Linked DNA regions of Homo sapiens: region 2 is linked to region 1. A link is an interaction called in ENCODE POLR2A ChIA-PET data of the cell type or tissue named here. Cell type or tissue: PC-9. All regions are shown on one strand. Links, peaks and the distances in the headings refer to the core of each region. The heading gives the core; the rest is flanking DNA. Region 1 overlaps SPESP1-NOX5 (SPESP1-NOX5 readthrough). Region 2 overlaps EWSAT1 (Ewing sarcoma associated transcript 1).

Region 1 (15,024 bases), core at 11,478-13,977:
TCTATGCAGCAGGCACTGTTCTGATTAATGCAGTGAATGAGGTCTCCACCCTGCTGGGGCTCCATTCCAGACGAAGAGACATGTCATTTACACCAATAAACACACAAACTAGAGAAGCACAAAATTAATAAGTGCTGTGGAGAAAATAAGAGTGTAACAGCAAGACCCAAGTCTGTCCGACTCCAGGCTCTGAATAGAGCCGGTTTTGTAGTTCATTCTTCCTGTGTATTAACTTTTTTTTTTTTTTTTTCTGAGACGGAGTCTCACTCTGTCGCCCAGGCTGGGGTGCAGTGGTATGATCTCGGCTCACCGCAACCTCCGCCTCCCGGGTTCAAGCGATTCTCCTGACTCATCCTCCCGAGTAGCTGGTATTATAGGTGCCAGCCACCACGCCCAGCTAGTTTTTGTATTTTTAGTAGAGACGGGGTTTCGCCATCTTGGCCAGGCTGGTCTCGAACTCCTGACCTCAGGTGATCCGCCCGCCTTGGGTTCACAAAGTGTTGGGATTACAGACGTGAGCCACTGCACTGGGCACCTACCTGCCTATTAACTTTCTTGGGGCTTACTTACCAAAACATATTTCAGATTCTTCCATCCTTTTCGACTGCTTCTTTTAAAATTGGAAAGTAAAGAGAAGTAATAAAAATAGCGGTGGTTGTGGCATTAGGCAGACCGGAGTCCCCTTTCAGCTCCGCGGAGCTGTGCGACTGTGACCAAGCCACTTGACCTCTCTGTTTCCTGGTGTGAAGAAAGCCGGCCTGCTTGCCAGACTTGGTCGGCCATAGCTTGAAGGGGGTCTTTAAGTTAAGACACAGGTGGTCCCCGCCCCACCGCTCGCCTCTGAGCGGAACCCGCCTCTCTCGCAGCGCTGCCCACTGGCTGACGGCCCCCGCCCCCCGCCCACGCCCGCGCCGGCCGCGCCAGCTGACCCGCGCCTACTGGCACAACCACCGCAGCCAGCTGTTCTGCCTGGCCACCTATGCAGGCCTCCACGTGCTGCTCTTCGGGCTGGCGGCCAGCGCGCACCGGGACCTCGGCGCCAGCGTCATGGTGGCCAAGGGCTGCGGCCAGTGCCTCAACTTCGACTGCAGCTTCATCGCGGTAGGCTCTGCCAGCACACGGTGCTCTGAAAATGTTAATTAGGAGCCGAGGTGGGCTCCTCCTAGACAGAGCGACCCACAGAGGACACCTGGAATGCCAGGGCAGGGTGGCACCTTAGAAATCAGCTGGGCCAACGCTCAGAGTTGGAGGACGCCGCCCAGAGAGGGACAGTAGCTTGTCCACAGTCACACAGCCAGTAAATAATAACATAACTGGCATTTTTGTGCACTATGCACCAGGCACGGTGCTGAGCACGCTCCATTTGATCTTCACAACTCCCCTATAGTGGACCCCTGTGCAGGAGCACCTTCAAGAGGAAACCCTAGAAGAGGCTTTGAATACCAGACCATGGAGTTGGAATGTGGTTCTCTGGCTCATGGATGAGGCCTCTAAGAGGTGTTTTTTTTTTTCTTTCTTTTTTTTCTTTTTTTTTTTTTTTTGAGACGGAATTTTGCTCTTGTTGCCCAGCTGGAATGGCACGATCTCAGCTCACTGCAACTTTTGCCTCCCGGGTTCAAGCGATCCTCCTGCCTCAGCCTCCCCGTAGCTGGAATTACAGGCAACCGCCACCATGCCCAGCTAATTTTTATATTTTTAGTAGAGATGGGGTTTCACCATTTTGGCCAGGCTGGTCTCGAACTCCTGACCTCAGGTGATCCACCCTCCTCGGCCTCCCAAAGTGCTGGGATTATGGGCATGAGCCACCACGCCTGACCTCTAAGAGTTTTTGATCACACAACTCCTACCATTAAAACAAAAGCCCTCTTATGCTTATATGCATGCTCTATTATCATTAGCTAATAGACTTATGGCACAAAGTAACTACAGGGGAAGATTCATCATTGATGAGCAGGGATGCCCATCTCTAGCTCAGATACGCTTCTGGATATGAGCTTCTCATTAGAGTGGGTTTTATAGGTTTTATTTTAAATTTATTTTTATTATTTTTAATTATTAATCTTAATTTTTGTGGGCACATAGTAGGTGTATATATTTATGGGGTACATGGGATGTTTTGATACATGGGATGTTTCGATACATGCAATGTGTAATAATCACATCTTGCAAAATGGGGTACCCATCCCTAAAGTGGGTTTTGTCTTAATGGCTCAACGAGCTAACAAAGACTTCATTCCAGGAGTGGGAGACGTGTGATTCATTTTCTTGGTCACTTGCTCATGTATTACTAACACAACTGTTAATCTGTGGTTTCTCTGCTGGGAAACTTTTAAAGCTACTTGTCCTTCCTGTGAGGGGTAGTTAGCTTAGTTTTGGTAAAGTCAAATACTGTAACCTACAAGTCCACATCCTTGGCAAACATAAATATACTGAAAGCAAATGAGCAATGAGAGAACCCTGGTTAACCACTCTGGATTTGGCTCCTGCAAGGCACCTCGAGAACTAACACAACACGTGCCCATCTGACATATGGACTAAATGAGGGCACCAAGTCAACAGAGATATTTTATTTATTTATTTATTTATTTGAGACATGGTCTTTGTCACCCAGGCTGGAGTGCAGTGGACTGATCATAGGTTGCTGTAACCTCAAACGCCTGGGCTCAAGCAATCCTGGGCTCAAGCAGTCCTCCTGCCTCAGCCCCCTAAGTAGCTAGGATTACAGGTGTGTGCCACCATGCCCAGCTAATTAAACAATTTTTTTTTTCTATAGAGACAGGGGTCTCGCTGTGTTGCCCAGGCTGGTCTCAAACTCCTAGGCTCCAGTGATCCTACTGTCTCAGCCTTCCAAAGTGCTGAGATTAGTGGAGTGAGCCACTGCGCCTGGCCCATATATTAAATATTAGTAAAAGCATAGATGTTTCTCATGTGTTTAGACAAAAATTAATACAAATAGACATTCTGTAACTTTCTCTTCCCGCCACAATTCTGGAGATCCTCCTCTAGAGACCCCAGGTATGAATCCAGGGAAGCAACAAGGCATGGGGGCAGGGGACTTTGGTGAGTGTCCTGTTCAGAAAGCACAGCTAGCTCAGGAGGATGCAGGGAGGTGGCTGGGAAAAGAGGACAAGGCAGACAGAGAGTGAGGCAGGGCTCTCTCCCACTCTGCCTGGCCAGGTGCTGATGCTCAGACGCTGCCTCACCTGGCTGCGGGCCACGTGGCTGGCTCAAGTCCTACCACTGGACCAGAACATCCAGTTCCACCAGCTTATGGGCTACGTGGTAGTGGGGCTGTCCCTCGTGCACACCGTGGCTCACACTGTGAACTTTGGTGAGTGATCTGGGGCAGGGTTGGGTCGGGGAGAAGCTTGAGCAGCCTCAAGCCCAGAATGCAGGGCCCAGCCCCTGTGTGTACTGCCTGCCCAAAGGGCAGAGAAGGGGTGCCCTGGATAAGCCAACGCTCTGGACAAAAGTTTCTGCCCGTGCTAGTATCTGATGGTGCAGGGTGGGGATCCCAATGGGAAGGTGGAGTGGGAAGAGCTGGTCTTGCAGTCACTCAACCTTTCTGAGCTTGTTTCCAGTACTCCAGGCTCAGGCGGAGGCCAGCCCTTTCCAGTTCTGGGAGCTGCTGCTCACCACGAGGCCTGGCATTGGCTGGGTACACGGTTCGGCCTCCCCGACAGGTGTCGCTCTGCTGCTGCTGCTCCTCCTCATGTTCATCTGCTCCAGTTCCTGCATCCGCAGGAGTGGCCACTTTGAGGTGCCCCAGTTGCTGCCCTTTTGCTTCCCCCAAGGCCAGGGTCCTACTTTCATTTCTTTCTGTGTCCCCTCTGATTTACTCCAGAGCCCAGGAAGGTCCCAAGCTGGTCTGCATATTATTTGCATGTGATTTGGGACCTGCTGCTGTGTTCTGCCACTGGACTGTAGTTTATGTCTGCCAAGTGTAGATGTTTTGCTGCGGAAGAGTCTGCCTTTTTGCTGGCTTATCCCTTTAGCCTATTTGGATTAAGTTGGGCTTAAAACAGTACAGGGAGGGGAAGGAACATAGGCTCAGCAGGTTTTGAATCCCCACTCCACTGCTTACTGGTCGCTCAACCTTTCCAAGCCTCAGTTCTCTCATCTGTAAAATGGAGGTGTAATTCTCTATGTTATTTTAGGAATTATAGGCGATAATACATGTAAAACCACTAACTACATCCTAGCACATAGGTGCTCTGAAAATGTTAGTTCCATCTTTGCTTCTGTCTCTCCAGCCTCCTCAAGATGCAGAAAGTCACAGAGGACTTGGTTTGGAGAGCTTGACTATCTTGTGGCCTGACCACATCAGAAATAGACATATACTGAGCACGTACCTACTCTGGGCCAGCAACAAGCCTTTGAAGTAGGAATCAGAATCCTCATTTGACCCATGAGGAATTTCACACTCAGAAAAGTAATGAAATTGCCCAAGATCACAAAGCTTCAGAAGGTGCTAAAATTGTCTTCTGCTATTTCTTCTCCACTCCCAGGAAGCCATTGCTGTCTTTCCTTTCTTCCTTCTGAGAATGGGTCGGGGGTAGCGATACTGATGCTCATGATCCCTGTGGGGGCAGTCCACTCTGCCCAGAACCTCCCCAGGCAGATATTTCAGATGTTTGCCTCTGGTATCAGGAATCTTCCCTTACAGCCTCCTTTGGCCAAGCACCCAGAAAAAGAAGCTTCCCAGCCCCAACATCTTACCCAACTCCATCCCCGGGAGAGAGTCAAGGCTCTGAGCACTGCCCTGGCTTTGAGGATAACCCTGAGTCCTGGCTCTGTTCCACCCCCCAGGCCTTGAGCTCTGGAAGTTGACTGCCCCCCCTACCCCCATAGGTGTTCTATTGGACTCACCTGTCCTACCTCCTCGTGTGGCTTCTGCTCATCTTTCATGGGCCCAACTTCTGGAAGTGGCTGCTGGTGCCTGGAATCTTGTTTTTCCTGGAGAAGGCCATCGGACTGGCAGTGTCCCGCATGGCAGCCGTGTGCATCATGGAAGTCAACCTCCTCCCCTCCAAGGTACAAAGGTGGGGGATGGGGAGGTGCTTTTCCAACTCACCCCAAGGGACAGTTTGTGGGGTGGAGCAGCTGGATACCCTGTCAGACCCCCAAGGAAATAGAGAATAGTGTAGCTGCAGCCCCATTGCTATGGAGGAGAGAAGCAAAATGCAAGACCCAGTCCAGCCCTCCAGGAGGGAAGCTTTAGGAAGATGAATGGCAGGGCAGGCAATAAACCTCTAAAATCCGATTTTGGGGAGAACAGTCTCCTTCAGCTCAGTAAGCGTTTATTAGTGCCTACAGGGTGCCAGGCCCTGAACTAGGTTACAGAGAAATAGAGAAGGTTCTGCACTGTCCTGCTTTCTAGGGGAGCCAGCCCTTTCATTACAGTGCAGGGCTGTGTTGCTGGAGGTATTAAACCCTTTGTCTTTGGGAGGTCAGAAAAAGCTTCAGAATAAGGGAGAAGATGCCATATCAGGGTTTTGAGGGATGAATAAGAGTTTGTTGGATAGAGAAGACAAGGAAGGGTATTGCTGGCAGGAGGAACAGCACAGTAAAGACACAGAATTGTGAAAGGGTATACTGTGCTTGGGGGACCACAGGTAATTTGGCATAGCTGGAGCCAAGTTGCCAGGAGGAAGCCAGAGAGGTGAGGAAGGCCTGATTATGAAGGGCCTCCTGAGCTGGGAGACCAACCCCGCAGGCCATGGGGAACCCCTGAGCACGCTGGGAGGAGATGGTGGTATTAAGCTGTGACCATTAATATTCTAGTTAGATTTCTTTAGTTGCTCTGTGGAAGGTAGCTTGGAGGGGGCTTGTGGGGAGGTTCTTGCAAATACAAAGATGAGAGTTCATGAGGGCCTTGACACTGAGGCAGTGGCCATGGGATGGAGGCAGGTGCACATCACAGAAAGACTCAAGAAGCAACTGGTTATGTTTTGCGGCAACAGAGAGGATGGAGTCTAGGACGTCTCCCAGGTGTCTGAGAAAAGGAAGGCAGTTCTAGGCGGGCTCAGCTCTGGACACACTGCGTTAGAGGACCTGGGAGGCTGAAGAATGAGGCTGTGCTCTGTGTCTAGGCTCTGGCATCCAACAGCCTCAGCTGCATTCAGATCCCACGGTTTCTTACCCAGTGGCCTTGGGAAGTTATTTAACCTCTCTGAGCCTCCTCTTCTTGTCCCTAAAGTAGAGAGAAAATAATATCCACGTCATACAACTGCTGTGAGGCCTAGAGATAACACAGTGCTCCAAAGCAATTGTCTGGAAAGATGTTGTTATCCAAGGAGAGATGCCCATTGATGGTTAGAATGCTAGCCACACTCTGGCTGAAGTTCCAAGAAAGGGCTGGAGTAGCCAGGGAGGCATCACAGGGATACGTCACAGAGGGTCCACTAAAAAGCAGTGCTTACACCCTGAGAGGCAGGGTAAAACCAGGGGCCCCAATTCAGACACAGCCTGGCTGCCCCCTCTAGGATTGTTGCCCACTTCCAGATTGGCAGGTTGGCTGCTGAGGTGGGCCACCACTCAGAAGCACAGAAGAGTGTCATGTCTCGGGGCATGCCTGTTTTATGGAGGAGGAGGGCAGCCCAGCTTCTGCCCTCTTGTCCTGTAGCCCCTGGTGGCTTTGGGCCTGCAGGAATGATGCAGATCTCCTTCCTCTTTCCCAGGTCACTCATCTCCTCATCAAGCGGCCCCCTTTTTTTCACTATAGACCTGGTGACTACTTGTATCTGAACATCCCCACCATTGCTCGCTATGAGTGGCACCCCTTCACCATCAGCAGTGCTCCTGAGCAGAAAGGTAATGGCCACCTCCTCCAGTCACTCTGCACATATTCACTGAGTTCCTACCGTGGGCCAAGTACAGGCTGGAAACTCGGAACACAGCACTGAACAAGGCCAGAAACACAAAGTCAGCCTCAAAAAGCTCTCTTTGAAGTGGGAGCAGGCATGCAGACACCGATTGGCATGGCAAGGGCTGTACCAGCTGCACTGAAGTCTTACAGGGAGGGCCTGGCTTGGTGGAGAGAAGCCTTTGCAGACACAGGGGCATTCAGCTGGACTTTGAATGGTTAGCAGGAGTTTACCAGATAGGGAAGGAGATGGGGAGGAGGCAGAGGGAAAAGCAGAAGTAAAAACATGAGGACCTGGAAACTCAGAAGAGTCTTCTGTAACTAGAGCTATGGGGGGTGGCGGGGGGTAGGCAGGTGGAGTAGCAAGGAAAGAAGGGAGGGACATACAGAGAGAGAAAAAGAGCATGAAAGGCAGGTGATGTGGCTGGCAAAGCCAGTTAGAGCTAGGATGGGACTAAGGAGGACTTCAGAAGCAAAGTTGGAATCCAGATGGATGGAGCAGCCAATTGGGAGCCAGGAATGGTTCTTAAGCAGAGGAGTAGCCAGCTCAGGAGAGGATATAGGCATTTTTAAGAGGGCTGCGATGGGAGACCAGGCTTCCCTACTCCCACCTGGACTTGGGCCTTATAGAGCCCCAAGGCAGCAGAATCCCTCACACCCTTCTCCAGCCCTGAACTATTCCCACTGCTTTTTGGGTTCCCAGCACACACAGAACAGTTCAGCTGATGCTTTGCTCAGCTGTCCTCTGACTCTCACCCGTGCACGTGCCTTCCTTCTGGTCCCAGGCTGTTTTTAGAGCTGCTACCTGGACCTCTGCCCTTCTGGCCAGGCCAATGATTGGCCTTCCCACCACGAGAGGTGCCTCCAAGTATGACAAGTGTGGCTTGCACTGACATTTCCAACAGGGAAGGCCTTGAGTGACCTATTACAGTAAGACCCTGGCTTGGCTTCATGAGGGGTATCCAGCCCTGGGTGCTGGGGGTTCTCTGACTCATCCTGGTTACAAGCTTTAGTGTCACTCAGGATGCCTCCCAGACCCAGCCCAGCAGGACCCCTGGCCCAGATCCCTCAGCTCACGATGTAGACCCAAGGCCAGGGTTTCCCCATGTGGGGCTGCATACCCCCTACCTTGGAATCACCTGAATTGTGCCCTCAATGTACCACGGAACAAAGTTAGAGGTTGGAGAGGGTGAAGCTATTTTCTCCCTATTTTTTTCCTTTTCTTTTCTACTTTGTAAAGAACGTCTATGCTCTCAGAGAACTCAGACAATATCAAAATATGTACAGAAGAAAATGAGAATCCTTCAAATAATTTTATCCAAGGAAAACCATTGCCAATTATTTGGTGAATAGGCTTCCAGCTCTCTCTCTCTATCTATCTATCTACATGGCTAATCAGATGGAGAGATTTTGTATACATGGGCTCACACTACAGGCAGTGTTTCATAGCAGCACACTTTTTCTTAGTGAACAGTATGTCATGGAGATCTTTGCATATCAGTGAATATACAGCTTTTCCTTTTTGTGGCTGCATGGTATTCCAGTGTGTGGATACTAATATGGTTATTGACTATTATTAATATTATATGGGCGTGTCATGTATTTCACCAATTCTTTTTCTCCCCTAACTTTCCAAACTTGTTATATTTCACCAGTTCTTTTTTTTTTAGAGTCTCATTCTGTCACCCAAGCTGGAGTGCAGTGGTGTGATCTTGGCTCACTGCAGCCTCCGCCTCCCGGGTTCTTCTGCTTTAGCCTCCTGAGTAGCTGGGATTACAGGCACGTGCCACCATGCATGGCTAATTTTTTTGTATTTTTGTATTTTTAGTAGAGTCTGGATTTCACCACGTTGGCCAGGCTGGTCTTGAACTCCTGACCTCAGGTGATCCACCCACCTTTTCCAAAGTGCTGGGATTACAGGCATAAGCCACTGTGCCCCACCTTCACCAGTTCTTGAAGGGATTTCTTCTGGGTCTCAGTTTGGAATCTGCCTGTCCTTGGACCCTGGGAGAGTCTCCTGCCCTGAGCTGAGAGGGTTCATGTGGGGGCTGATAATATACCAACTTCGTTTACAGAGCTTGTTTACTGGAGTCAGGAGTGGGACTCAGTTTAGCAGCTGTGGCTGAATGAATTCAACCACCATTCTTGGAGACCTCCTAGGTCTGAGTCATTGCTTGAGGCACTTCAAGCGACTTGGGATGCTGATGCCTTAATGAAGGAGGAAACCTCAGAGAGGTGGATGGAGCTAGGATCCTAGAACTTGAGCTCCAGTCCTGACTTTTCAATCCACTCCTCATAAACTATGAAGCACCTCTCTAAGCCTCTGTAAAATGCAGAGTAACACCAGGTCATGAATTCCTTCATCAACTTGAATGGAACATCTTTATTTTTACTAACCTCTAACTGAAATTTAGCATTTTCTTCAATGATAAATGTGAGCAACAAACCCCAGGAGCATTAATGATACCTCTGACTTTTTCACGGTAAAAACCATGGATGCCTTTCTGTATGTTACAGTTGTGGCCAATGCTTCAAGAGTATTTATGCTCACTACTACTTCTGATTCCCAGGGCTCGTTGGGTCCTGCTACAGCTCATTAATTCATGTATTAACAAAGAAGCACATGGATTCCTAAGTCACAAATTTTTTTTAACATTTTGATAACTAATTATAACTGGATTCATATGTAATTTCTCTGTATATTACTTTATGTCAAGCTTGTCCAACCTGTGGCCCTTGGGCCGCATGGGGCCCAGGACGGCTTTGAATGTGGCCCAACACAAATTCATAAACTTTCTTAAAACATGATGAGATTTTTTTGTTTGTGTGATTTTTTTTTTCTTTTTAGTTCATCAGCTATTGTTAGTGTTAGTGTATTTTATGTGTGGCCCAAGACAATTCTTGTACTCCCAATGTGACCCAGGGAAGCCAAAAGATTGGCCATCCCTGCTTCGTGTATTTAGACCCTTATTCTGAGAAGGAGACTATCCACTGCCTTCACAGGACTGCTAAAAGAATCCCTGGTTTAAAAAAAAAAAAAAAGGAAAAGGGCAAGAGTTCAAAGCAGGAGATCTCTTGCATCCTCCTCACTCTGATGTTGTGGATTCTATTTGGTACCACTCAGCAGAAGAGTCACGTCACCTCACACCACATTTCCATCAGTCATTCATTCAACAGATGACCTTAGTAAGCACCTGCTACATCCCAGGCATGGGTATCATGAAAGCAGTTGGTACCACCATGGACTGAGCGCCTACTGTGTGCACAACCATTGAATAGCAGGAGGGCCTGTTTTGGTGAGTCCTTGGCCTGATGAAGGTGGCAGAGTCCCTGCCTTTAGAAAATTCCTAGTGAGCTGCTCTGATCCTTTCTTTGGTACAGGAGTCTGTACCCTTATTAAGCTCAGGTTGACTTCATCAAGAAAGATCTCAAGGTCTGCCCCACAGAGATCAGCTCTCCAAGTCCTGTGGCTATGGCTGCTAGTCTGGTCCTGAGGAAGGACATTCAAACCAGGACTTGGAGGGCTGAGGCCCAGCAGCAATCCCTCCAGTGGGGTGAGGCTTGCTCCCTGGTGCCGGTCACTATGGACCTCCTTTCCCCTCCCACTCTTCTCTTTCTCAGACACTATCTGGCTGCACATTCGGTCCCAAGGCCAGTGGACAAACAGGCTGTATGAGTCCTTCAAGGCATCAGACCCACTGGGCCGTGGTTCTAAGAGGCTGTCGAGGAGTGTGACAATGAGAAAGAGTCAAAGGTCGTCCAAGGTAGGTGGCTACTGGAGGGAAGGGGTCCACTCTGCTGGCAAGTCCACAGAGACCAAGTTGCCTCCTTCTTCTCAGTGAGCATCAATTATTGAGCAACTGCTGTGTACATAGATGGCAGCACAAGGGGGTTAGGCAACTGCTAACTCCGTGGTCCAAGAACCTTCTCGAAGTCTGACCACTCCAGATCCTTCCCAGTCTGATGTCCCCCATTAGAAGGGGGAGAGAGCAACAGAAAGAGAGTGGAAATTGAAATCAGAAAATCCCATCTCCAGGTCTCTGCTCTAATACTTTCTAACTGTGTGGGCTTGGGCATGTCTTTTGGTTTGTTCATCTATAAAATAGAAGTCGTTTCCTCTGTTACTTACCTTTCTCCTGTGACTATTTTAAAAACCAACTGAATGAATGCACATAAAGTATTGCTTGAAATAGGCAGCCTGGTCCAGGTGGGCCCCTCATCATCATCATCACCATCAGCAATGTTATTCTCTTTTGAGCCTTGATGAAACCTATAAAGCTGATGAGTTGCTGGTGTCATCAAGGCTTTGGAGGAACAGAGAGAGACAGAGCAACTGCTAAAGAAATAAGAATAGACGCTGAGGCCGAGGGTGGCTGAACTCAAACTAAGTAGACTGTGCCTCCTGACTGGGATACAGGTTAACATATGAAAACCCTGCCATAGGAGACGTTCCCAGGCCTGGCCCAACCCTACCTTGCCATTGGGGAATTTAAAATCCAGAGTTGAAATCCAGGTGAGATCCTGCTTGGCCAGACCAGAGGACCTTTCCAGGACCACACCAGGAGCAAAGGTCTGGGATATGCAGGGATAGGTAGGAGAAGCAGAACGTTCTCGGCTGTTAATCAGGGAAACTTCCTGAAGGAGGAAGCTGACTTTCAAAATCAGATGAGTCATGGCACACTGTGGATCAATGGGCTAGATACACTAAAAGCTGTTTTCTTGGGACCTCAGTCACCTCTGCCACTATAAATTGGCGCAACTTTCTGGCAGGCAGCCTGGCCATATGTGTCAGCATTTTAAATATGTATACCTACACACCCAGCAACTCCATTTTAGAGATGTATTCTTAAAAGCTAATTGGGGGCCGGGCACGGTGGCTCACGCCTGTAATCCCAGCACTTTGGGAGGCCGAGGCTGGCGGATCATGAGGTCAGGAGATTGAGACCATCCTGGCCAACATGGTGAAACCACGTCTCTACTAAAAACACAAAAATTAGCCAGGCGTGGTGGTGCGTGCCTGTAGTCCCAGCTACTCGGGAGGCTGGGGCAGGAGAATCTCTTGAACCCAGGAGGCAGAGGTTGCAGTGAGTCGAGATTACACCACTGTACTCCAGCCTGGGCAACAGAATGAGGCTCCAACTAAAAAAAAAAAAAAGCTAATTGGACAGGTGCACACAAAACATAGTAATTTCCTTGTTCATTTAGCAAATATTTATGAAGCACAGCATCTGCTATTTTCCAGGTTCTGTTCTAGATGCTGGAGATCTATCAGTAAGCAACATAGGCATAGTCACTGCTTACCTTCTGGTGGGGAGACAGACAATGAACAAATAAATATATGCATAACATCTCAGGTGATAATAAATGCTATAAAGATAAATAAGTCAGTGTCAAGAGGTAGGGATGGGAAAAGTGCTATTTCAGAGAGGGTGGTTGTTCTCAATAATGAGAAAATGAGGCTAATCAAAATGCCGAACAATAGGAAAATACCTAAATAAATTGCTGATCACCTTTACAATAGAATATTAAGTCTCCTAAAAAAAATGATTTGGTCAATTTAAATGTATTTACCTGGAAAACCAGTCAAGATGTAGTAAGTGGAAAAAGCAGGTTACTAAAAAGTATGCTCCATTTATGTAAAAGTGTTGTGTATGTCTGTGTTAGAAAAAAATCTGTAAGGGCATAGAGAAAATGTTGAGTAGTTATGTGCTCTGATACTTTTTTCACTATTGTTTAATAGTTTCTATATCTGCATTTTTAAAGCTAACATTATCGATTTGTGATTTAAATAATAAAGAAATTTCTGTTTTGAAACAAAGCAGAGTGTACAGCCCCCACTCATCCAGTCCTGCATCTCAGCACAGGGAGTTGTGGCATCCAAGGATGTCACTGGAGCTGACGTCCTATAGGCCCAAGGGAGATCCCTGGCCGCAGGACGAAGACCTGGTGTACACGAAGACAAAGGAGGAGACTCACACACAGTGGGAAACTTCTTCTGAAGACAGTGGCCTAGTAAGGCTGAGGAAGGTGGGACTAGAGACAGGAGGGCCAGCTGGCTTATCTTCCCAGGGATCGTGGGTCCTTGCAACATGCCTTAAGGGCAAAGCCATGTTCAGGAAGTATGACACATCACTTGGATGTCTCTGAAGCCAATCATCTGCCTGCTACCTTCCTAACTTTTGCGTAAGAACTGCCCCAGTAATACTTTCTACTTAGTATTTCTCTTACATCCCAACATTACTTTAAACTTAATTGTATTCAAAACAAGTCATAAGATTATTATCTCTAATGGAAAACTAGTATCGCATGCTGCACAGGATAGCTCTGAAAGTAAAAACAATGAGAATCAATGTTATTAAATTCTTGCTAGATGGCCTGTCTGCTAAGGCTCCATGCCAGAGGTGGTGCTCCACACTCTTACTCCTTCCTTCCCTCCCTTCCTCCCTTCCTCCCTCCCTCCCTCTCCCTTCTTTCTTTCTTTCTCTTCCTTTCTTTTTTCTTTCTTTCTTTCTTTCTTTCTTTCTTTCTTCCCTTTCTTTCTTTTCTTTCTTTCTTTCTTTTTTTTTTCTCTCTCTCTCTCCTTCCTTCCTTCCTTCTCTCTCTCCCCCTCCCTCCCTCTCTCTTTCTTTCTTTCACTCTTTCTTTCTTTTCTTTCTTTCCTTTCTCACTTTGTAAAAAGGAAGGAAAAAAGAGAAGAGATTAGTAAGTGTTAGAGAGGTTAAAAGATGCATTAGCCAGAATGGAAGGCTTTCTCGTTGCCATCAGAAGGACTAAAGAAAATTAAAAGGAGAAGAGCTGTCTCACAGCATAACTCTCAAACCACCGCCAGGAGTTCATGCCCCACACCAGGGGGAGCAGCCTTCAGTCATCTCGGGACAAAGAAGCAACACAGCGTGATGTCACAATCCTGGACAGGCAGCAGGAGACCCAGGCTCTACCCGAGCTCTGTGGGAATGTGGGCACGTCCTTCCCATGCTTTCAGCCTGGATGACTGCGAAGGTCACTCCTAACTCTGCCTCCTGCACCAGAGCGGGAAATAGCACAGGCTCCTTCAGGCCTGTTCTGGGGTCTGCTTCCTTCACCTTCCAGAAGGAAAGGCATTGACTTGGACAGGGCTGTCTGACTGTCTACCACGCTCTAAGTCCTGAGGAAGACAGAGGAGGCCTGCTCTCTTCCCCGAGGAGCACACTGTCTGAACCCCAGAGCAAAGCCCTAGGGCCTGGGGAGCTGTGAGCCAGGGGAGGCCCTGGCTTCTCTGCTTGGAGAAGGTGGGAAGAGCTTTGAAGAGGAATAGCAACTTCAAATGAGCTGGACAATGAAGGATACAGTGTACACTGACAGAATTTGACAGCTGGGGAAGAGGAAAGGGTGTTTCAGGCAGAGGGAAAAGAATATTCCAGGCTAGTAGGGGAATGCTCTCCAGTCACACCCTGAAACTGACTTGTGCTGGACCATAGGAGCCACTGTTAAATTTTCAGGAATTTCATGAGCTGGTTGTTAAACACAGTTGTTATGGTGGGAGCCATGGTGGGCAGGATTTACACCACAGAAATGGGCAGAAGCTAACAATCAAGACTGTTATCCCTTCGCCAGAAGTCAGTTTACCAGCACATCCCTGATGTTCTCTTTCAAAAGAGCTTCGTGTTCCCTGAATGGTTTGGGCAGAAAAAGCAATTCCCTTTTTATAAAGTTGCTCAGACTGGCAAGGGCAAGAAACTTCTAAGAAATCCCTAACACTGTCCATTCCAAGACCCATAACTCTCTGCTCTACTCCCTGCAGGGCTCTGAGATACTTTTGGAGAAACACAAATTCTGTAACATCAAGGTGAGAGGCTGCAGGGGTGGACGTGAGCAATAATGCCTGCCCCAACCAAAGGAAATGAAGTCTTTGCCTTTAAGGAGGGGCTGTTGTGGTTGTGGGTACTCAAGCTCCTCAAATCCTCATGGGCTGACATCCAGGTATCCGGGTCATGTAACCACATCCCTCCCCCTGCTCTTTATATCCAAGGGTGCTCAGCCTCACCCTCAGCCTGTCTCTTCACCAGGAGCAGGGATGGGTGTACAGTGTATAGGCCTACGTGCTCTCCATCCCTGTCTCCTGGGCACCCACGGCACACACCCCAGGGATGCGAATTGGGTCCTTGTTTTCACTAGCTCTG
Region 2 (15,024 bases), core at 7,279-9,778, 48 kb after region 1:
GGAAAGAGAAGTCAAGCTGAGTCCCAGGGAGGGGGAGACCTTGGGGAAGAGGACCTCAGGGAAGAGGAAGAACAGGAGAGCATTTCTACAGGAATGTGCAAGGAGAGCTGGGGCCTGCAGAGAAGCACTGACTCCTTGTCTTCTTTTTTCCTTCCTTCCTTCCTTCCTTCCTTCTTTCCCCTTCCTTCCTTCTTTCCCGTTCCTTCCTTCCCTCCCTCCTTCCTTCCTTCCTTTCTCCTTCCTTCCTTCCTTCCTTCCTTCTTTCCTTCCTTCCTTCCTTCCTTCCTTCCTTCCTCTTTCCCTCTCTAATCACATATGAAGTGCTGTGCCAGGCAGATTGTGTAAGATAAAACAACAACAAAGCTTGAGATGTGGTCTCTGGCTTCCAGGAGCCTATAGCCTGGTGAGGAGGTACCACCCAGCTGCGAGAGTTAATTTTCTGGCACAGGTACTTGATTTTCATAAATTGCCCTCATGCCAGATATATGTGTTGGGGGCAGGGAGAGGATAAGAAACAAACCTTGTGATGTGATAACCTTGAAGAGCAGGGATGTCACTTTTTAGGAGGCTTAAATCACACCAAGTGTAGAAGGTTCCAGACTTTCAGAGGTGAGGGGACAGCTACAATTTGCAGCAATACTACCAACCCTTCCCCCAACATACCCTTCTCCCCTTCTTCCCTGAAAAATGATCCCCAAATATGTCCATGTCCTAATCCCTGGAATTTATGAATATGATAACTTACATGCCAAAAGTGTCTTTGCTATTGTGATTAAATTAAAGGTGTTGAGATGGGGAGGTTGCCCTGGATTATCTGGGTGGGCCCAGTGTAATCACAAGGGTCCTTATAAGAGGGAGCTAGGAGGCTCAGAGAAGACATGAGGGTGTAAACAGAGGTCACACAGGGAAGAAAAGGCCACTTTGCTGCTGCTTTTGAAGACGGAGGAGGTGACCACAAACCAAGGTGGTCTGTATAAGCTGGAAAAGGCTCCCCAGAGCCACCAGGGGAATGCAGCCCTGCCCACCCACTTTAGAGCTCTGACCTCCTGAACTGTAAGACAATAAATGAGTTGTTTAAAGCCACTAAGTTTGTGGTAATTTGTCACAGTAGCAGTAGGTAGCTCATACAGTCTTCTCTTCTCCTCTCTGTGATCCTTGTGTGGCTAAAAAGGAGAAATGCTAATATTTATTAGAAGTTACAGCAGTGAAAAACAGAGAAAACGTATTTCTAACATATAAACTTGACCACAAACTTATTAATTTACAAAAAGTTTGATAAGAAAACAACCAAATGCCAAATTTTTAAATGAGCAAAGAATATGAACACGTAGAGTTCAGGAAAAGAACAGTGGATTGCTTTGTGCTAAAATGGGAAGCTTCTCTCACACATGTTAGAGTGAAAGGAGTGAGCTGCAGAATACCCAGGGGGTACTCTCTCCATTCATGTCAAAAACAAAATAGAGTCATATCTATAGGATTTTACACGCTCGTTTTTGCTGGAAAGAATCACAAGAAAATATTAGCAAAGATTGCCTTTGGGAGAGGAATAGAGGGGAATGGTATTTAATTTTTAAAACTTTCCTGATGTTTGAATTTTTTAACCTTATACTTGGGTTTGTTAATGTCAACAAAAGCTATCTGACCAGGGAGATTTTGACTCATTTTTTTTTGTGTTTTTCTTGGTGCCTCTTTGTCTTTAAAAAAAAAAAAAATCCAATTAGCATTATATAAGGTGGGTCACACAGGGAGAAATCTTCCAGAGTCTACCATGGCATATACTATATGCACTAAAATTCTTGCAAACAGGAAGACTGGGCTGTCCTGTGAGGTTACTATTCAAGCTTTAACGGGGGGCCAGTGTCAAAAGAAGTATGACAAATCCCCAGCCCTCTATAGTCCTGGTTTCTCTCAGGATGGTTACCAAGGCCCTCGGAGCTAAAGATGATTGTGTCACCAGCCTGGTACCTCTAGGGCTTTGGGGAGAACAGATCTGCATCAGGAGGGGAAAAGGGGTTTGTCACTCACTAACCATTCAACGTTGGGTAAGTAGGGACTTTTCTAGGCTTTTGTCTGCATCTGGCAAAATGGGAGTGGTGAGGGTGTTTGTTCTCAGGGTTACTATGAGGCTTAAATAAGATCATGCTGTGGGATGCCCAGCATGGCCACGGGCCCAAGCCAGAACATGACAAAACCAAGTCTTCTCCTCCTTTCTTATGTTTATTTCTAAGCCTGTCGAGGACTGAAGGAGGCCCTTGTTCAGCAGAAGAGAGGTAAGAGCAAGTCTTTGTCTATAAAAACCCAGAAGCCTGATACAGAAGAGCAAAAACACACAGCCACAGGTCTATTCCCACATATGTGTGTTTGCCACCGGTTTGCCCTCTCTACCGAGTCACAGAAGAATATTAAAGTTTGTGAGCCCTTTAAAGCCAAACAGGCACATTTTTCCTTCTCCCCGACGGACATTTTAATGTCACTGCAGTAGCTGAAGTCTTAGGTGTCGTTAACCCACGTGCCTACCTCCCATGACCAGGGTGGGGGAAGAACAAGCACGCTTTGTTCCCGAAGCACCGGTTGCGACGTGCTGGTTTTCTGAGAGCAGTTGGACTTTTAGTTGCTCCAGGTGGTAACTGGGGTCAAATGCACTGAGCTTAAGGGAAAAGCTGAACATTTGGAATCCCAAAATGTGGAGATTCAAAGGCTCTTTAAGAATCCTTTCCTCTGATGGACAGTGCCTGTCAGGAGCTGTCCTGCACCCCTGGCCGGAGCTGGGCAGCCCTCTGCCCGATGAGCTTTGAATGAGGAAGGACCAGTCTCTGCCAGGCCAGCGCCAGTTGTCTGAGGAAGCTCCTGCTTCCCTAGGCCTTTGGAGATACTGACTTTTTCCCAAGAAGAATCTTCTTGCCCTTTCCCCTCTCATTCACAGGTTGATTTGTTCATCTGCACATTTCTGTGGGAGTCTTTAAGCACCAGGCGCTGTCCTGAGCTCTTGTCAGTGTGGCAGTGATGAGGATATCGACCCTGCCCTCAGGGCCAGGCCACTCTGGTGGCCAGGGGAGCAGTTAAGAGGCTCCGCAGCACAGGGGAGGGGGCTTTGGCTAAAATAGAAAGCATCAGTCAAGCAGAACTTCACGGAGCACCTAACAGAGGCTGGGGGAAGGAAGAGAAAGAAGTAGATGGATTCCAGGGATTTATGGCCTGGGGCTTGATTAAATTTGAGGGAGTGAGAGAGGAAGGGATCAAGGGTGATCAGATTTCCAGCTCAGGGGCAACAGTGACAATATAGAAGGGGAAGGAATTTTGGAGCAGGGTCATTGGGAGGAGTGAGAATGAATCAGGCTTTAGACATGTTGGGTGTCAGGCCCCTGTGGGAGGTCAGAATGGAAAGTCCTGCAGGCAGTGGATATATGGTTTCATGGTACAAGAGAAATATCGGAACTGGAGACATGAGTTCAGGAGTCAGCAATGCATGAGTGGTCAAGGAGGGCAGAAGAGGGTGAGATGATGGCTCAGGAGGGAGACCAGGACAGCACTGTGAAGGCCCTATCCTCAAAGGATGGGGACAGAGGAGCCTCCAAATCTAGAGGACGAATCCTAGAGAGTAAGGAGAATGCACACACAGTGTGGCATCGGATTCACCCTTATCCAGATCCCATGTTCTCAGGGCAATTTCCTCTGGGAAAGCAGCCTTCCTCCCTTGCCTTCCGTGTGGATGAGGATGGTGGATCCTTAGCCAGTTGTGGATCCCAGCCCCACGCCCCCTTCATTGGTTTTGGGATGGCTGTATGACCCCTCAGAGCCAATGTGCAGCGAGGAGGCATGGATGTGAGTGAGGGGAGGAAAGGCAGGCTATTGTGGGAAGGAGAGACTCCCCCTCAGGTGGGAGAGAGTAAGGTAGAGATGTGAAGTCAGGCACCAACACAGCCATTTACAATTGTGAGGGAAAGCTTGGAGTTACTGGGGGTCCGCTAAGTGAAGCCTGCAGGTGAGGCCGGTATTGTAGACGGCAGGACGGAGAGAAATCAGGTCGTAGATAACATTGTTTGAGCCACAAGATCAAGCTTCACCTGAGCCAAACCTCCCTCTGGGCTTTTCAGTTATGCAAGTCAATAACTTCCCTTTCCCGTTTAAACGGTCTCAGCTGAGGTTTTGTTTGTTTTGCTACTCGCAATACAGAGTCCTAATAAATGCACAACCTGAAGAAGAGACCTCCTGGGGTCAGTGGGCAGAATGGGGTGGGAGGGGAGGTGTCAGGATTTAAGAAACTTTGACACATCTGTGTCCCTGAATCACTGTCACCTGCAGAGCCACAACAGGTTTTCGATTTTGCAATCTCTTTACAGTGTTTTTCTTCTCCTGCGGTATCACTTCTCTGGCAATACAATTAACATGATTCCAAAGTTGCTTACTCACTAAAAATGAGATGTAGTTGGAAAATAGGTTATCCTCCCCTTCTCCTTATGTTGCCTGCCCAGATGCTGAAGGGCTGTCTTTATACACCAGGGTCAATGGTATGTAATGGTGTGTCTCTCCCTATTCAGATCCATCTTCCATACCATGGCCAAGTGGGCTCTCTAAAATGCACATCTCTGCTTAAAAAACACTCATACTTACAAAACTGAGCCAGGCATAGTGGTGCACACCTGTAGTCCCAGCTACTTGGGAGGCTGAGGTGGGAGGATCACCTGAGCTCAGGAAATGGAGGCTGCAGTAAGCTGTGATTGAGCCACTGTACTCCAGCCCAGGCAACAGAGTGAGACCCTGTCTCCAAAAACTAAAAAAAAAATAAAAATTAAAAAAAAACCACTTATACTTCCCATGGCCTGCAGGAAGAGATCACAGACCCCTTAGGATGGCATATATAATCACACACATGTTCTAGATCCTGGGTGGCCTTCCTGCATCAGCAACCCTCCTATGATCCTCAGACAGCACTGCTGTGTGAACTCCAGCTGTGCGATTGTGCCATGCCCCCCCAGGTCTCTGGGCCTGCGTTCCTATCTCCCCTCTGCTTGGAAAGGTAATTCACAACAATAGCTCACACTGACGGGGCACATCCTGTGTTTCAGGTGCTCCACTGGAGGCTGCAGGTGGATTATCTTGTTTAATCCTCACAACTTCCTAATGAGGTAGCGCTGGTATTAACCCCTCCACCCTGCCACAGTGTCACTCGGCTAAACAACTCAGATTTGGGGGAATATGCTAGAGAAGCACATAGGAGTTCTGGGTTGAGGTCTCCCACCGGAGTTAGGGAATGAAGGATCAAATGAAAAAGGTCAGAGGAAATATGATAGTCTAGAGGCCAGGAAGGGGTTTGAAGATGAAGGGAGGAAAACTAGGTGATGAACTGGGGCTGCGTTGCAAGACTGGGCAGCTCCATCTTGGTTGACATTGGGGCTCCTCCCCACGCAAGCAAGGGTCTGAGGGCTTAAGGAACCCACATAGCTCAGGCTAGGTCCTCTGGACTGCGAGCTGCCCTGGACACCATAGATAATGGCTGTTGTCCAGGATTTCCTAGTCCCTGAAGACTGGAGGCTCTGCCATGTCCCTGCCAGGCTTACCTGAGAGTGTGTGTGTGTTTGTGTGTGTGTGTGTGTGTGTGTGTGTTTATAGGGGGGATTATTTGCACCTTTGTTGAGGTTGGGAACCTTGTGTGCCAAGTAGGCGTGACCACCCTAGGGTCCTCACTGCCCACTTCCCTCTAAGGTCTCCCCACCGCCGCCCATCCCTATTGCCTGTCTGCCCCTTTTTCTGGTGAGGAGAAGCTCCCCAAATCCCTTCTTCAGCTACTTCCCTCTCACCTGCTCCAAGCCCTCCCTCTCTCAGACAATTCAGCATAATTCCCCTGAAAACGTGTTTTTACAAAACAAAAGCCAGGAAGGGGAGGAGGTGTGTTCTGGGGTGCTTGGCAACAGCAGCCTGTGCAGCCAGCGGCTTGGCTGGATGATGTGGCTCACCCAGCAACACAAAATCCTCTGAGAACAGAACTCACAGAGGCTGGGCTCTCTCCCACACTGGGGAGGGGAGTGTCTGCAGCTGGAAGAGCAAACTGCATGCAATTGCCTCCAGGTTTCCCCATCCCATGTGTAATGACATCTTCATTTGATTAATGACTGTCTTCTGCATTCACCACTGAGTGTAAACTGTATAAAGACAGGGTTTTGTGTCTGTTCTGGTCACTGTGGCCTTAGTACAGAGTCCAGCACACAGTAGGTGCTCAAGAAATGTTTGTGGAGGAGGGAGCGAGGGAGGGAAGAAAGGAAGGAAGGAAGAAGGGAAGGGAAGGGAAAGGAAGGGAAGGGAGAGAAGGGGAGGGGAAGTGAGGGGAAGGGAAGGAGAGAGGGAGGGAGGGAGGGGAGGAAGGGAAGTGAAACAGTTTGAAGGAGGTGATGGGCAGGATAAGAGGAGCATCTGTAATTTCACCTTTCTCCGCCTCCTTTTCTCAGAGCCCCTCTTCTTGGGCCTGCGATTCCTCACCTGGAAGGGAGAAGAGTGGACTTCCTGCCTAGAGAACACCTTGGTAAACTCTTTGTGGTTCCTGTCATGAGAAGGTGTGCAGCTTAGGGAAAAAGCCTGTGAGCTCTGGAATCAGATGGAACTGGATATGAATTTCCATTTAGTGCTTGTTGGATTAAATGTGATGCTAGTAAGTACACTTGCCTAGTTGCTGCTCAAGAAATGGAGCTATTATTATTTACATCATAATTTGAACTTCATTCATTCAACCCATACCGATGAGCAGCCACAGGCCCTCCTTCCACAGGGCTTACCTTCAGAAAGTTCCACGTGTCCCTTACTTTCTGGTAGGCACATTCATGGGCACGTACCATGCTAAGGACCAGGGACCTGGAGATGAAGACAGTCCTGTCCACTGAGGGGTTCACATCTTTCCATAAAACGTTCTGACCCCCCTGTTTCTTTCTTCTCATCTCCTCCTCCAATCCCCCCTGGGCTGGGGCACCTCCTCTGCACTGTCCCTCTGGAAGCAGAGAGGAGTTTCCAACCTCCTCCAGTCCCCTGCCAGGTATCCTGAGCCTGAGAGCTCCTCAGAGCATTGTCTGCAGTTACCTCCTCACTTACAGCCCAGACTGAGATACTCACACTTGTGATTGCCCAGGTGGAGGGGAGAGGTCAAACTCTTCCCATGGCCTCCTTTCTCCTCTGTGAAAACTCCAGATCTTTGCTCCTGATTTTTTTTTAGTGTGTACCCTTTTGTATTTCAGCTTCTCCCAGCCGAAAGAATAAAACTGGTAAGAGGAAGGGAAATGCAGCCTCAGTAAGGAGGCCTCCATTCTGGAAGGGCTTCCCAGGCCCAGAGAAGGGAGAAAGTAATTTGGAACCACCCAAGTATTGGTGATGCCAGGCCTCACCCTACCCTGGGGATATTTGAATCTCAAAAAGGGAGCATGGGAATCTGACAAAGCACTTGCATGTATAAAGAACTCCTCCAAATCAACAAGGCAAAAACCTCATTAGATACATAGGCAAAAACCTCAGAAGAGCCACATCACAAAGGAGCACCTCCAAATGGCCAAGAAGCATATGAAAATATGTTCAATCTCATTAGCCAACAGGGAATTCAAATTAGAACTACACCAGGATGGCTGAAAGTGCAAAGACTGACAATATCAAGGGCTGGTGGGGATGCAGAACAACTGGAACTCTCCTATGCACTGCGGAAGGGGTAAATTAATACCGCCCCTTTGGAAGAACAGTTTAGAAGCATCACTAAAGCTGAATATATTCATGCCTACTCCGGAAATCCTGAGCCCAGGTATATATCTAACAGAAGTTTGTTTATAAAGGCACCAAAAGTCAATTACACAAGATACAAGAATGTTCATAGTAGAGCCGTTTGTATTAGTCATAAACTGGAAACCACCCAAATGCCCATCAGTGGTGAGTAGATAAATAAAGTGGGGGTAATTTAGACAATGAAAATGTGTATAGCAATGAGAATGAATAGAGCACTGTCACCTGCAACAACATGAACAAATCTCACGAAGGTGATGTTGAGTGAAAGAAGCCAGATACGTAAGACAGCACGCTCTGACGCCATTAATTTCAAGTTTGAAAACATGTAAGCCTTAAGTCTGTGGTGTTAAGAAGTCAGGACAGGGGTTGCCTTTGAGAAGGAGTGGGGCAAAAAGGGACTCTGGGAGTGCTGGTAAAATTCTGTTTCCTGATCTGGTGACAGTTATAGGCTATGTTCACTTTGCAGAGATTTATGTTGTACATAATTGGTTAAGTTTTGCATCTTTCTGTATGCATGTTATACTTCAACAAAAAAGAAGTTTACTTGAAAAGGAGGCAAGTAGAGCTGGGCATTGTGGCTCACACCTGTAATCCTAACACTTTGGGAGGCTGAGGCAGGAGGATCACTTGAGCCCAGGAGTTTGAGACTAGTCTGGGCAACATAAAAATATTTTTTTAAAGAAAATTACCTGTGTACAGTAGTGTGCACCTCTAGTCCCAGCTAGTCAGAGGCTGAGGTGAGAGGATCGCTGGAGCCCAGGTAGAGGGTGCAGTGAGCTGTGATCGCACTGCTGCCTCCAGCCTGGGCGACAGATGGAGACCCTGTCTTTAAAAGAAATTAAATTAAAAATAAAAAGAGGACAGTAGGGGGAAAGCAGTATGGAAAGACAATGCTCAGCCCAAAGGGGTGAGTAGGGGACTCTGCGACTGTGTTTACTGGAATTTAGAGACAGTCTCTGGGAGGGAATGGAAGGGAAGGAAGCAGGTGGGGCAGAGGGAGAGGTGGGGTTTCAGTGCAGGCCAGCCACAGCCTCTCCAATCCCTCAATCCCTTGTAGGAGTCCTGCAGCTAGATGAGTTCCTCAGAGTCATCATGACTTGGGCTGTGATGGCCACACCTTTATACCCCAGCATTGGTCAGTCACTGAATGTGCACTGCCCAGGAAGAGGAGGGATCTCAGGCCTGGCTGCGCTCTGCAGCTGAGGCCGTCTGAAAGGGGCTGGCCTGACTATAGCTCTCCCAGCATGTCCCTCCTTGAAGTGGATCTGGGCGACCACCACAGGAAGCCTGCCACCTGAGTTTAGAAGATTTGGTGGCCTGTAAAGATTTTTTTTCAGATCCCTCAGTCCCAGCATTCCTAGTCTGGTTAAACTCGTCCAGCGGTGCCCAGCACTCATAGGACCTGCTTTGCATCATAGCCTGCAGACAGGCTTCCCACACAGGATCCAATGCCTGGACACACCAGAGGTCTTTGCAGTTTGCCTCTCACACCTCAGCCAAAGCCTCTCCTTGGCCTGGACTCATTTGGTGAAATCCAGCTATCCTGTAAGACTTGAGAGTCACCTCCTCCAGGAAGCTCTCCCAGATCTTGCCCCTTCTACCAGGAAGGCTGGGCCCTTGCTCTTCTGAGTCCCCTCCAAGCACCCTAGCACCCTGCCTTTTATAAAACTCTCATCACACTCTTTGTTTACCTGCTGGTAGAAGTAGACTGAGATCAAGAGATGCCTTGTCACTCCTGATCACTGACACTGCACAACAGTGACAACAATTCTGATGGCTGCCATGTACTGAGCTTTTCCAGCCAGGCTGGCATTTGCTGTGCACATCCATGCCTGAATTTACTAAATCCCAACAACCAACCAACCCTGTGAGGTCAGAGTAGCTACCTTATAAAGCAGGCATGATTGCCCACAATCACACAGCCACTAACTATCAGAGTTAGCACACACGTGGGAGTCAGTTTGAAGTCCTGGTATCCTCTGGAAATGGTGGTCGGGGAAGGAGGGGAGAAAAGGGAAGGGAGGGGTGGGGAAGGAAAGAGAGGGAAAAAGGAAGGAAGAAGGAGCGAGAGAAGAAGAGAGAAAGGAAGGGAGGGAGGGAGGGAAAGAAGGAAGGAAAGAAGGAAGAAAGGAAGGAAGGAAAGAAGGAAGGAAAGGAGGTAGGGCTTTCCATCCATGGCCCTGAGGACTATCAGAGTCCTCAGGCCCATTGGAAGCTGTTTCACATTTGAAGAGGGACTCATGAAACTATGGCAAGCTGCTGAGTGGGAGAGGGCAGTCCCCCAGCCCCTCCCTGAGCCCCGCCCATCTCTGTGTTTCCAGAACCTCTTGCTCTCCCTGGGATCCTGGCCTGGGGAAATGCAGTCCTCAAATCAAAGCCTGCCTGTGGGAGCAGGTTCATGGGCCAGATCTAGAGCAGGGGCAGGCTTAGTTCACAGTTTTAATCCTGATGTTTACTTTCTTTCTTTCCATTCCTAGTGGCTCCCTTTGAAGAACTGCCTTGGGGTTCATGTTGCAGCATCAAACAGGGATGGAAGATGCATCTTGCTTTAGCAGCAGGAGCCTGGAAAGCAGCTGAAGCCCTGGAGGGTGCCTGGCACACAGAATCTTGTGCTGAGCCCGGAGCACAATGGGAGCGGGCTGGCGGGGTGGGTTCACAGCTGGACTGGGAGCAGCAGACATACAGGCCGTAGGCACAGACATATAAAGACAGTCATGCAGATTGCAGGATGCCTGAGAGCACAGACTCTCACATGCACAAATACGTGCATGATCGCCAGTGTGCATCCAGACAGCCCCACATGCATGCACACGCATGCACACATGTGATGTGTACATAGATGGACACATGTCTATGCCCACAAACACTGCAGAGACACAGAAGTGTCTGGCAAGGAACACTATTTTGTCCTCAATTTTCTGCCAGTGAGAGTCTACTGACTCCATCTCTGAAATGTCTCTACTTATTGTCCCTCTTCTCCACCTGCACCACATCCCTAGTCCCTGAAACTCCCACCGAGACCCCTGGGCAATAGCAAAGTCTGCACAGGATTCCTGCTCCGCCTCTACCCCACCCTTAAGCCCATCCTACATGCAAGAGCAGGAGTTATCTGGGTATCAAGCAAATCTGACCACATCACCTCCCCACTGCTTAAAACCCTTTCCTACAGGATGAAGTTGAAATCACTTGACATCCCATATAAGGCCCTTGACTGTCTGGCATCAGCCATAGTCTGGCCTCAGGCCCTGGCATGGAGTCCCCTGGACTCAGTGCTCTGGCTGAGGGCCTCCAGGATGAAGATACCCTGTGCAAAGCCTCACACTTTTGCTGTTGCTGGGCTCACTGTGTGAAATTCCCTCCTCCCTCCTTCCACCTTCCCTATGCTGAACTGCCACTCCTCCATCCTCCATGGCCAGCTAAGCCAACACCTCCCCACTTCCTCCTGACAACCCAGGCACAGCCACTGACCTGTCCCATGGCTGTCACAGCCCTTTCTTGGGCTCTCAATGGTATCATTGTCACCTGTGTGCTCATGAGCCTCTGCCACTCAACTCCAAGCACATCAAATAAAGAGCTCAAAACATATCGGATACTCAACAAATTTCTGGGTATGAGTGAATGAATGAATTAGTCTGTAAGACAGGATCACACTAGGTGATTGTTCTGGCTACAGAACCTGGGCATGTCCTATATGTAACTCCTATGATCTCAGCCTCCACATAGGTAAAAAAGGGCTCTCTATCTCCTGGCAGAATCTATGGTTCAGACCATGGAGATGTATATAAATAACTGAGCTGAACGGCTAACATGGTGGGCGCTCCACAGATGACAGCCATAGTTACTGTCTTTAACTTCTACTTTTATTTCCAGTGAAGTCTTTCCACTCATGTTTCTTAATTCTCCATCTCCCTCACTGCCTATCCAGTTCAGTGCTGGACTCCTGGAACCAGCTCATTGAAGGTGCATTGTCGGATTGATCAGCTGAATGGCTTCTTAAGGCTTGTTTCCAACCTGAGAACTCTGAGCTGAGTACTGTTCTTCCTCCCTCCCAGCCTCCCCTGAGACTGAAAGCTGAGAGCCATACAGAGATCACTCCTCTTCCAGGCTCCAGAAGCTGAACATCTGCTCCGTTTGGAGTTCTATGCACTGAGCTGAGTTAGGACCTGGGGGGACAGGAACAGCTGAGCCTTTCTGCTCCAAAAGGCAGAGTCATTTCAGCCAGCCACCCAGCAGCTGCCTAGCCCCTCCCAGACACCCCCAGGGATGCTGCACATGTGGCTAGGGTTCCCATAGGAACCTCTGTGGAGACCTGCCATCCCTGCTTCCCCACATCTCCTTTTGGACTCGTGAGAGAGGTTAGGAGGAGGAGGGGAGGGGAAAGGACAGGACTGCCAGGCACTTTCATACACAAACACCCAGTCTCTTAATCCTCACAATAACTCTAAGAAATATGCTATTGTTATCCTTGTGGTACTGACAAGGAAATTGAGGCCCAAAGACATCTAACCCAAGTTCACCCAGGTAACAAACAAGAGAACTGGTCTGCCACCTTATCAGTTTGTACTGACACAGTATCAGTCAGTACCAGCCAGGGATCTCTGGTTGCAAGCCACAGAAACCAACTCCCACTATCACAAGCAAAAAAATTGCTGAAGGACTGTGGTGCCACACCAGAAGGAAAGGAAAAGCTGAAGACACATGATTGGAAAGGACAGGAAGAAGGGCAGCGTCAGGATCTGGGTGCCAGGAACGGACCATCATTTCATTGGAATAAATAAACTTCTATTTTTAAATTCTTTTGTCTCTCCATTTAGGATTCAGGTTTGGGGAGGAAGCTGGGCCCAGTGCCACTTGTTGGCTGGAAGAGGACAGACTACTGTAATTGACAGTCCTACCAAGCCTATATTCAATGGGATAGGGACTGCCCCTCCCTCCAAATTGGGATGCTGTTTCCAGAAGAAAGGGGAATGAATCCTAGGCAGGCGGAATCCCAAGCTCACCTGACTGCACCATGCTGTGATGGGCTGCAGGGTGGGACAGTTTCTATGGCTCTCTCTAACGGAACTAGACCCACTCAGGAGGCAGCAGTGGTTAGAAGATGGGTACTGGGAAGAAGGAAGCTGGAAGTGATGGTCTTCGTTTTTATGGGAACAAAATGCATTTACATCTCAATGTTAACCACCCTGTTAACTGACCTCTCACATCCCAATACTATCTCTCTCTTTTTCTCTTTACCCAGTATTGAATTCCCAGGATCCCAGAGAATTATTAGTCACCAGCCTTGATTGGTAGAAAGAGTCCTAGTCACCTTCTAATATTCTATATGATTTACTTTTGTTAATTGTTCTTTTTTTGTATAGACGGGTCTCACTATGTTGCCCAGGCTGATCTCAAACTCCTGTTCTCAAGCGATCCTCCTACCCCAGCTTCCCAAAGTGCTGGCATTCAAGGTATGAGCCACCATACCTAGCCCATGTTGTTTATTGCATGACTCCCCTGTCCCCTGTCCCCTTTAGAGTGTAAGATCCAGGAGGGCAGTGATTTTCTCCTGTTTGTTCACTGCTGTCTCCCCAATGCCTAAAAGAAGTGACTGGCACAGAGCAGGTGCTCAATAAATATTTGCTGAATGAATGAGGAGGTACCAATCTCTTCAACAGGCATTTGGGATGCAATGATGAACCAGAAGACAGATCCTGACCTCATGGAATTTATAGCTTCCATGACTTTAGTGAGACAGAAACAATTACAAAAACATGTAGCAAAAGAACAAAACTAAAATAATGAAAAATTGTGAAATATATTTTGAAGGAAACACACAAAGGTTTTAAAAAACAGAACTAAGAGGGTAGGAAACTACTTAAGATATGGCAGTCACAGAAGGAAAGAAGGCCTCTCTCAAGCAACTTTTAAATGGAGACCTGAAGGGTGAGAAGGTGCTGACCACAAAAAGTGTGAGGGCCGCTTCTTCCAGGCAGAGGAAAGAGTATGTACAAAGGCCCTGAGGCTGGAAATAACTTGGTATGTCTGAGGAGCTGGACTGTGAAGGCCAGTGTGGTTGGAGCTTAGTAAGCAAGGGCTAGAGGCCTACAGGCTGAGGATGGAGAGTGTGCCAGGCGCTGGGTTGACAGCCCCTTACAGGCGATGGCATGGAGCTTGGATGGCATTCTGGATACATTGGGAAGCTATCAAATGGTTTTTAACATTCGTGCTTGACCCCATTTGCATTTCAAGCTGATCATTCTGGCTACTGGGTGGAGAATGCATGGAGCTAGGGAGTGGGGGACCAGTTCGTAGGCAACTGTGGTGGTCCAGACTGGGGCTGAACTCAGGTGGCCAAGGCTCAGAGGACAGTGGAAACTTTTGAGTCACTTCTCAGTTATAGTCTCCATGACAGGTGCTATCATCAGGCTGGATGGTATCACCCTCCAGGGGCCACAAAGGCACCCCCCCTTACCAGCCCACTCCCAGCCTGTGGGTGATGGATAGACCAACTCATGGTCTGGCTAGGCCCTGGGCCTAAATGACAGGTGACGGATGGGGTTGGAACTAAACGCTCTGAGCCATGTGGCCAATGCACTGTTCCAAGGAAGACTTTGGAGGCAGGAGTTAATTTAAAGAAAGGAGTAGGGGAGCTCAATATCGCTTCCTCCACTGCTCAATTAGTGGAGAGAGCTGCAGGGAGCTGGAATTGTAAAGACCCCCTTAATCATCTCTGTCTGCCTGGCAGCGTGCAGGAGTGTGGCAGGGATAATTGCACCTACCCATTAACAAATGCAATTAAGGCGCCTGGGCCTCTAGCACCCCCTTCTCCAATTAAACAGCAGATGAGGGGCCCGTGGGGGTGGGCTTTAAGATGAATCACTTGAAGCTGGAAACTTGGAGCCTGGAAGTCTGGACAGAGAGGCGATTAGAGATGATAAAATCGTGATGGGGAAGGAGAGACTCATATCCAATACCGGCCTGCTCCAGCTTGAGGCCCAACCCACAGTTGGGCAGATATTCTTTGGGACAAATTAGAAGAAGTTCTGCTTCACACATAAGAAAGTCAATATTTAGAACCCACCAACAACCACTTCCAGCCAAGTGCTTCCCCTTTGCCAAGGACACACTCACTGAGTGTCTAGATACAGGTGAAGACCTGAATAATTCATTTTGATGAGAAACCGTGAGGTCTGGGTATGTTGGCAGGGAGGGTCCAGGAAGGCACGTTCTTGTCCTGTGAAGGGGGATGGGGGTGGAGGAAGGGGACTTCCATTTGTGGGCACCTCTAAT

What was found. Peaks named below come from ENCODE experiments on the same cell type or tissue, not always from the same donor. Only the 100,000 strongest peaks of a DNase experiment are listed, where the experiment ranks them.
Region 2: POLR2A ChIA-PET joins it to region 1 with 5 read pairs; 5 of 35 experiments call an interaction of 5 or more read pairs at or near these places.

Annotation. Positions count from the first base shown.
Region 1 is chr15:69,032,177-69,047,200 of GRCh38, forward strand. SPESP1-NOX5 (SPESP1-NOX5 readthrough) reads left to right here. Exons shown (of 17, transcript NR_033672.2): 6 at 867-1,101; 7 at 3,178-3,331; 8 at 3,582-3,760; 9 at 4,852-5,034; 10 at 6,681-6,813; 11 at 10,487-10,629; 12 at 14,646-14,690. It overlaps NOX5 (NADPH oxidase 5), which reads left to right. Exons shown (of 16, transcript NM_024505.4): 5 at 867-1,101; 6 at 3,178-3,331; 7 at 3,582-3,760; 8 at 4,852-5,034; 9 at 6,681-6,813; 10 at 10,487-10,629; 11 at 14,646-14,690. Among named protein-coding and RNA genes, the nearest start is that of NOX5, 25 kb to the left of the region's middle. RefSeq lists an enhancer at 3,905-5,104. In PC-9, for the core only: a CTCF peak has its summit at 13,642; DNase peaks (open chromatin) are centred at 11,585 and 12,985; H3K4me3 peaks cover 33 bases; H3K27ac peaks cover 2,500 bases.
Region 2 is chr15:69,084,472-69,099,495 of GRCh38, forward strand. It overlaps EWSAT1 (Ewing sarcoma associated transcript 1), which reads left to right. Exons shown (of 4, transcript NR_026949.1): 2 at 6,444-6,643; 3 at 7,221-7,896; 4 at 10,230-11,353. It overlaps LOC124903516 (a long non-coding RNA gene), which reads left to right and starts at 13,113. Exons shown (of 2, transcript XR_007064693.1): 1 at 13,113-13,202. RefSeq lists enhancers at 1,873-2,467, 5,220-5,721, 8,962-9,462. In PC-9, for the core only: no CTCF peak of the experiment used is centred there; DNase peaks (open chromatin) are centred at 7,880 and 8,840; H3K4me3 peaks cover 1,864 bases; H3K27ac peaks cover 2,500 bases.